Regions from separate parts of the Homo sapiens genome. Here region 2 is linked to region 1. A link is a loop called in an ENCODE intact Hi-C map of the cell type or tissue named here. Cell type or tissue: tibial artery. All regions are shown on one strand. Region 1 overlaps CCDC6 (coiled-coil domain containing 6). Region 2 has its middle 4.5 kb from the start of CCDC6.

Evidence for each region. A loop is a pair of places that touch in the nucleus more often than their neighbours do. Peaks named below come from ENCODE experiments on the same cell type or tissue, not always from the same donor. Only the 100,000 strongest peaks of a DNase experiment are listed, where the experiment ranks them.
Region 2: a loop joins it to region 1, with 8 times the contacts of the local background. A loop is called at or near these places in 40 of 110 quality-filtered maps.

What each region holds. Positions count from the first base shown.
Region 1 is chr10:59,846,855-59,850,854 of GRCh38, reverse strand. The region is part of intron 2 of CCDC6 (coiled-coil domain containing 6); the gene reads left to right. Among named protein-coding and RNA genes, the nearest start is that of CCDC6, 58 kb to the left of the region's middle. RefSeq lists an enhancer at 2,294-3,234. In tibial artery, no CTCF peak of the experiment used is centred here; no DNase peak of the experiment used is centred here.
Region 2 is chr10:59,909,041-59,913,040 of GRCh38, reverse strand. No RefSeq gene overlaps it. Among named protein-coding and RNA genes, the nearest start is that of CCDC6, 4.5 kb to the right of the region's middle. In tibial artery, no CTCF peak of the experiment used is centred here; no DNase peak of the experiment used is centred here; H3K27ac peaks cover 1,027 bases.

The sequences.
Region 1 (4,000 bases):
TTATTTATAGTTGTGTATACTTGGTGTAAGAAGGCTTGAACTTAAAATTGAAGCTCCAAGCATCCTCTAAATAATGCTATGACATAGAAATGTAGGGATTGTGTTTTCATAATTCTTATATCTAAAACAGTAGTTCTTGGTCAAGAGAAAAAAAAATCATAGACTAAAAACTTGGAAAAATTTTTCAGTGGATAGTGGATCTTTCTAAAGGGATTGAATAGTATATAAACTGAACAAAATAAACTGTTATTTCCAAAAGTGGTATACAATGTGTAGCCCTAGCCTTCACGCGGGCATGTCTTATGTTTGCCCTCAGCCAAAAGAAAGGGCGTAGTATGAAGGTGTGATTCTGTGAAAACATTGGGGTTCTCTAGATGGGTCTGTAGCTTGTTGGTGATTCAACTTGTAGAATCTGGACAGATGGATGGTTAGCATGTCCCTGAGACAATCTGTCATGCATCCCAGCTTGGTTTTTAGGCTTTTTATTTTAATGTGGTAAATTTTACGTAACATAAAATTTACCATTTTAGCCATTTTTGAGTGTACAATTTGGTGGCGTTAAGCATTTTCAGCTTGTTGTGCAGCCGTCAGCACTGTCCATCTCCAGAACCTTTTCAAACTGAAACTCTGTGCCCATTAAACAATAATGCCCATTCTCTTCCCCTCGTCTTTAGGTGTTTGAAAGGGATGGATAGCAGGTAGTTTTAGGTTCAGGTCTCTGGCAAGTTCTGAAGCTGTTGCCATTCTGAGGCATAACAGGAGATCTGTTGCTTTAGACACCAGGTGTCACAACATGTCTATTTTTTGATAGTGCCTAAGAACCTGACCTCTATTGTTGTCCAGTTCAGGGATATCATAGCTGCAGCAGGGGAAGGGCTGTTCAGCCTATGATACTCATCCCTCAGGCTCCCAATATGTATTTCCTTAATAGGTTCAACCAGTCTTTTGTTGAATGCCCACATTTTGTGCCACCCAGCATGGAAATACTGTTTTCCATCTGGAAGATTCTTGGAGTAATTGATACCAATAGACTTTTTCAACTATGTAATTATTTTAATATGGCTTTCTAGGATGTTTGCTTCTGCACAGGACCTTGCTAAAAAAAAGCCTGCTAAGAGAAATCATGCTACAAGTGTCACTCACAGACAAATGGGTGCATTGACCTGTTCACTGTGAAAGTGTTCAGCATTTTTCACCCAAAGGCCACTGAGAGGCTATATACAGATCAATTTTTGTTTTGTCAGAGTGCTTTGGCTGTTATTTCTGATAGTGATTGGACAATGCTTTTATGTGCATTTCAAAGGGATTTTTTGATCCTGAGAACAAAATGAGACTTGCTATAGAAGAGACGTGTCCCTTCCTGTCTGCTATGGCCAAGTTGGGTATCCAATACCTTTAAAAAATAGAATCAAGTTTGCTTAAGATACATGAGAGTAAATCCCTTTGCCCTTTAAAAGATCCAGTTTGGGAGATGGCTTAAACACCTCCATATGTGTTCATCCTCACCAACAGGAAAACACACACAAAAGGGAGCATGCAGCTCTTCTCCCTTGCTTTTGTGTCTATCCAGTACAGACACAAAATTGTATCTTTATCTCGTGAGAACTCTTGACTGAGAAGTCTACATCTTTCTGAGCCCAGGCCATGGGATTCACTACCTGATTGGTGAGACATTGTTCCAAAAAGAACTCTCTTACTTTTGGTAAGTTCAACATGAACCTACATTAGAGCTAAATTCTACTCTTGAATGCCTTGAAGAGAGGTTGTGCTTTAATCGTTATTTGTAATTAAAACCTATAAGAAGTGTTTGTGAGCAAAATTATCAGAATTTTATATACAGGCTGAGCGTGGTGGCTCACGCCTGTAATCTCAGCACTTTGGGAGGCCGAGGCAGGTGGATCACTTTGATGCCAGGAGTTCAAGACCAGCCTGGCCAACATGGCGAGACCCCATTTCTACTAAAAATACAAAAAATGAGTTGGGTGTGGTGGCACACGCCTGTAATCTCAGCTACTCAGGAGGCTGAGGCAGGATAATTGCTTGAACCTGGGAGGCAGAGGTTGCAGTGAGCCGAGATCACGCTGCTGCTCTCCAGCCTGGGGGATAGAGTGAGACTCTGTCTCAAAGAAAGAATTTATTATACAGTAAGTTCTCACTTAATGTTGCCGATAAGTTCTTAGAAACTGTGTCTTTAAGTGAAATGACATATAATGAATCTTATTTGTTTATTTTTGAGACTGTCACCTAGGCTGGAGTGCAATGGTGCGATCTCAGTTCACCTTCCAGGTAGCTGGGATTACAGGCACCCACCACCATGCCCAGCTAATTTTTGTATTTTTGTAGAGACAGGGTTTCACCACATTGGCCAGGCTGGTCTTGAACTCCTGACCTCAAGTGATCTGCATGCCTTGGCATCCCAAAGTGCTGGGATTATAGGTGTGAGCTACTGCACCTGGCCAATGAATCTAATTTTACCAGAGACTAATTGATACAAACAAGAGTTAAGTTCCTACTGCATATTTCTGGTCACGAAAACATCACCAAACTTCCAAATAAAGACCCCAAACACTTTAAATGTTACACATTAAAATAAACTGAGCTATGTATACTTTAAAAGAGATTAGTTAAGAACAAGTAAGAAAATTACTTACCCAGTGATTCCAGTTTAGGGTCATAGGTGGCCAGAACCTGTCTTGGCAGTTCTGGGTAGCTTAGGTTACAAGGCGGAAATCTGCCCTGGGCAGGATCTATTCTATCGCAGGGCACACGGGCACACTCACTCACACTGGCTGAGACTGGAACCATTTAAACAATGCTAGTTAACATGTTGTGCACATCTTTGGGATGTGGGAGGGCGCTGGAGTACCTGGAGAAAACCCGCATAGACGTGGGGAGAACACAGGAAATCCACACAGACAGTGGCCCCAGTGGGGGAATCAACTCCACTCCCTATTAACGTTTTAGTGAAATGACATTATTTGAGGACCTGCTGTATAACATGTACATTAGGGGTAAAAAAAAAAAAAAAAAAAAAAAAGTCTAAAAGGCTATTCTCCAGAATGTTATAGAGTAATTATACTTGGGTGCTGAACTTATAGGTTATGTTATTTTCTTTGTGCCCTAGTCCTTCTAATTCTGAAACAGCAACATGATACTTTTGTAACTAGAAAACATCTTATTTCTTGAAAAGGAAATTTAAAAATTGTGATGCCTGGTTTGTCCTTACCTTTTGAAACCACCTCCTTCTGTTTCTTTGACTTAGAGAGCTCAGAGTCCTGCTATGCTAGTAGCATCTCTTTGTCATGGGCAGCAGTGCACTGAACCCCCCTGCAGAGTCAGGCTCATTTGCAAGTGACAGGAGATTCTTGACTGCCCACATCATTAAGAACTAGTATAATCAGAATGCTCTAATGATTAGCCTAACTGTCTTGTCAGTCTTTGTATGATTCACTCCACTAGTCCTCTATTGTAAAACTTCTTTTCATTTAAAAAAAAATTTCTAGGCCTGGCGCGGTGGCTCCTGCCTGTAATCCCAACACTTTGGGAGGCCGAGGCGGGCGGATCACGAGGTCAGGAGATCAAGACCATCCTGGCTAACATAGTGAAACCCTGTCTCTACTAAAAATACAAAAAAATCAGCCCGGCGTGGTGGCAGGCACCTGTAGTCCCAGCTACTTGGGAGCCTGAGGCAGGAGAATGGCGTGAACCCAGGAGGCGGACCTTGTGGTGAGCCGAGATAGCGCCACTGCACTCCATCCTGGGAGACAGAGCGAGACTCCGTCTCAAAAAAAAAAAAATTTTCTAATTCCCCTGGCAAACTCTTAACCACCAATCACAAATGCCTACTGGAAGACTTATCAATTATCTCAGACACTGAGATTGATCATGGTTTTAGCAATTGTGGATTTTCCCACCTGCTTTTATGCAGGGCCAAAGCATCAACTTGGCTTTCTGCTCTTTGGGAGCACACTCAGCTTGTTCTGGATTGTCTACACTTTTC
Region 2 (4,000 bases), 62 kb before region 1:
TAAACATACTTAATTTTCCCAATCCAGGTCTATCCAACACTTGTATTGATTGAAGTTGTGGGACATCATTCTACTATTGACTATTTGCTAATTTTTGTTCAAAAATGGATTATTTCTGTGTGTTTTACACTTTTCCACTGTAATCCCATTTCATTTTGAGACTATGTCCTTCCATGGTGGATTTGTGTTTGCCTCTGCTAGGTGCAGCAGATATAGTACTATTCCGGCACCAACTATTTTTAAAGTCTGTTTATTTTTTCAGGAATATTTTACATAGAATGCAATTCACTCTTTATGTATGAGGAGATTTGACAAATACATACATTTGTGTAACCATCCCCACAGTCAAGATATTGAACATTTGTGGCCAGGTGCGGTGGCTCACACTTGTAATCCCAGCACTTTGGGAGACCAAGGTGGGCAGATCATGAGGTCAAGAGATCAAGACCATCCTGGCAAACATGGTGAAACCCTGTCTCTACTAAAAATACAAAAATTAGCTGGGTGTGGTGGCGCGCACCTGTAGTCCCAGACACTCGGGAGGCCGAGGCAGGAGAATCGCTTGAACCCAGGAGGCGGAGGTTGCAATGAGCCGAGATTGCACCACTGCACTCCAGCCTGGCGAAAGAGCAAGACTCCGTCTCAAAAAAAAAAAAAAAAAAAAAGATACTGAACATTTCTGTCACTCAGAGTTTCCATTTCAGGTCAACCTTCAAAATAAGATGCCATCTTGGAGAATTCTGGACCACGTAGGTAGTATCAAGTACATATGTGAACCCTCTAACTTCATCAGGCTTAGGTCTGGGTTATAACTTTTCTAAAGAGACGTTTTTTAAAAAAGAAACAAAACTCTGAATTCTGTTTAAGGCAAACAAGCTTCCTTGTTTTCTACCTGATTGTTGGTATGGAGATTTTTCCCTTTAGTTCAGCCTTTTGGTGTGGGTGTAGCTTTTAGCTTTTTGATGGTTCCAGCATTCCGTGTATGTCTTAGTTAAATCTTCTTGTCTTGTATGTCCCCAAGGCCTCAAGTTCTGCTCTTGATGGATATTAAACTAAAACTCCTTGTTTAATAAGACCCACAATGCTGTTGCCCAAGTTTTTGAGATGGAGTGTCGCTCTGTCGTCCAGGCTGGAGTGCAGTGGTGCGATCTTGGCTCACTGCAGCTTTCGTCTCCTGGTTTCAAGCAATTCTGCCTCAGCCTCCCGAGTAACTAAGACTACAGGCGCGTGACACCATGCCCAGCTAATTTTTGTATTTTTAGTAGAGATGGGGTTTCACCATATTGGTCAGGTTGGTCTCGAACTCCTGACCTCAGGCGATCCACCCGCCTCGGCCTCCCAAAGTGCTGAGATTACAGATGTGAGCCACCGCACCCGTCCCTGTTGCCCAAGTTTAAGCTACCAGGTTTACATCTTTGGTTTTTGGTTATCTCTTCCCCTTTTTTCATACATACATTTTAATGATGTATAATGTATATACAGAAAGGTACACCAATCATAAGTATATAGCTCAACACCTCTTCATGAGTGAACATTCCTATGTGACAAGCACTCACATAAAGAAAAAGAACATTACTAGAAAGCTGTTAGGATTCTTCCAATCACTCCCTTCTTCCAACAAGAATCATTATTCAGACATCTGACACCATAGATGAATTTTGCCTATTTTTGAACTGCATGTAAATGCAATCATACAGCATATACTCTTTTGTGTCTGGCTTCCTTTGCTTATAATTATGTTTGTAAGGCTCACTGATGTTGTTTCATGTAGCCACAGTTTGTTCATTCTCATTACTGTTATTATTCCACTGCACAAACGCAACAGGATTTGTATTATAGTCAGACATTTGGGTTGTTTCATTTTCCTCTTTGCTACTGGAGCCTGGGATTTCTCTTTACTTTCTTTGAGTTCTGCTGTGTATTGAATAGGATTAAAGCAGCATTTCCTGGTCAGCAATTCTAGATGTTCTGTGTCAGGCAAAGTTTTAGATGTTACTGGCTGCCAAAGCTCCAGACACATAAATCATATGTGTTTTGTTTTTTTTTTTTTCGAGACTGAATTTCACATTTGTTGCCCAGGCTGGAGTGCAGTGACGTGTTCTCGGCTCACTGCAACCTCCACCTCCTGGGTTCAAGCAATTGTCCTGCCTCAGCCTCCCGAGTAGCTGGGATTACAGGCATGTGCCACCATGCCCAGCTAATTTTGTATTTTTAGTAGAGATGGGGTTTCACCATGTTGGTCAGGCTGGTCTCAAACTCCTGACCTCAGGTGATCCGCCTGCTTCAGCCTCCCAAATTGCTGGGATTACAGGCATGAGCCACTGCCCCCAGCCTGATATTCTTACTTCTCAAATGATTTACTTTAGCTGATGACTTATTTCTTTAGACTGTCATCTGTATTAATGGCTTTGGTTCCTGTGAAGCAATAATGAGTGAATAAAAACAGGAGCATAGGGATGAGATATGTAATTAATCTTGTAGTCATGATCTCTTGACAAGTTGAGATGTTGCATGTGCAAGGCTAGTTTAATGTTAAAAAGTGTAAAATATTGAAAAAACATGTTGTAGAAATAGAGTGGCTGGGCCGGGCATGGTGGCTCATGCCTGTAATCCCCCTACTTTGGGAGGCTGAGGTGGGTGGATCACCTGAGGTCAGGAGTTTCAGACAAGCCTGGCCAACATGGTGAAACCTGGTCTCTACTGAAAATACAAAAAACTAGCTGGGTGTGGTGGCTGGTGCCTGTAGTCCCAGCTACTCGGGAGGCTGAGGCAGGAGAATCGCTTGAACCCAGGAGGTGGAGGTTGCAGTGAGCAGAGATTGTGCCATTGCACTCCAGCCTGGGTGATAGAGCGAAATTTGGTCTTCAAAAAGAAAAAAGAAAAAAAAAAAAAAGAAATAGAGTGGCTAAAGACAGCAATAGTATAAAGTGTGGATATGGTTGTTTGGGCCCAGGATCTCTTGTCTAATTGACACTGAGAAGATAAAATGAGAAGGAAATTCTGTTGGTGACTCAGTGGTATCTAATCAGTGTGTAACCACTCCAAAATGGGGCTGTCTTTTGTTTTACTAGTTCAGTGGTTCCAAACTGGAGGTAATTTTGCTGCCCAGGGGATATTTGGCAATGTCTGAAGACATTTTTTGGCTGGCATACTACTGGAATCTACTAGGTAAAGGCTAGGGAGGCTGCTAAACATCCTACAATGCACAGGACAGCTCCCTACAACAAAAAATTACCCAGTCTCAAATGTCAGTGTTCAGAAATGCCTTGCTAGACCTAGACAAAGCTTCTAAATTAAAGGTGTAATTAGATAAAGAAACTATCAACTACTTTTCAAGAAATGATAGCCCTAGGCTGGGCACAGTGGCTCTCGCCGGTCATCCCAACACTTTGGGAATCCAAGGCAGGAGGATCACTTGAGGCCAGGAGTTCAAAGCCAGGAATTCAAGACGAGACTGGTCAACATAGAGAGACCTAGCCTCTTAAAAAAAAAAAAGAAGGAGGAGAAATGATAGGGCTACATGGACACATTCTTCTATATTTCTATCCAACTTCTGACACTGTGACATCCCGCTCATACTTGGCTCACCCTAATTTTTTTCAAAACTGTAATGGTGGGTCCTGCAACAACTAAATCCATTTAGAATTTGAATAAAATTACTCAGATCTGACATTAATGTAACTGGATATGTACAGCAATTTGTTTATATATATTAAAAATTAACAAAATTGCTCTATGATTTATGCCATTATTATTTTATTTTATTGTTGTAAACACTAAAGTTCCAAGGCCATAGAGTAAGTGATTTGCAAAAATGGCACTAGACAAATAAAAATCTTGATGTTGCGCCTTGCAGTTAGACTACAAGGTATTCTTTTCCTTTGTTCATGTGTTTTTGCAGCTTAAATTGAGGGCAAAGCTAAATTTCATTATTTCTCCAAAGGAGGTGATTACCTAAATCTGTCCCTTCTTCCTCCAGGCAGCACATACTACCATTTGT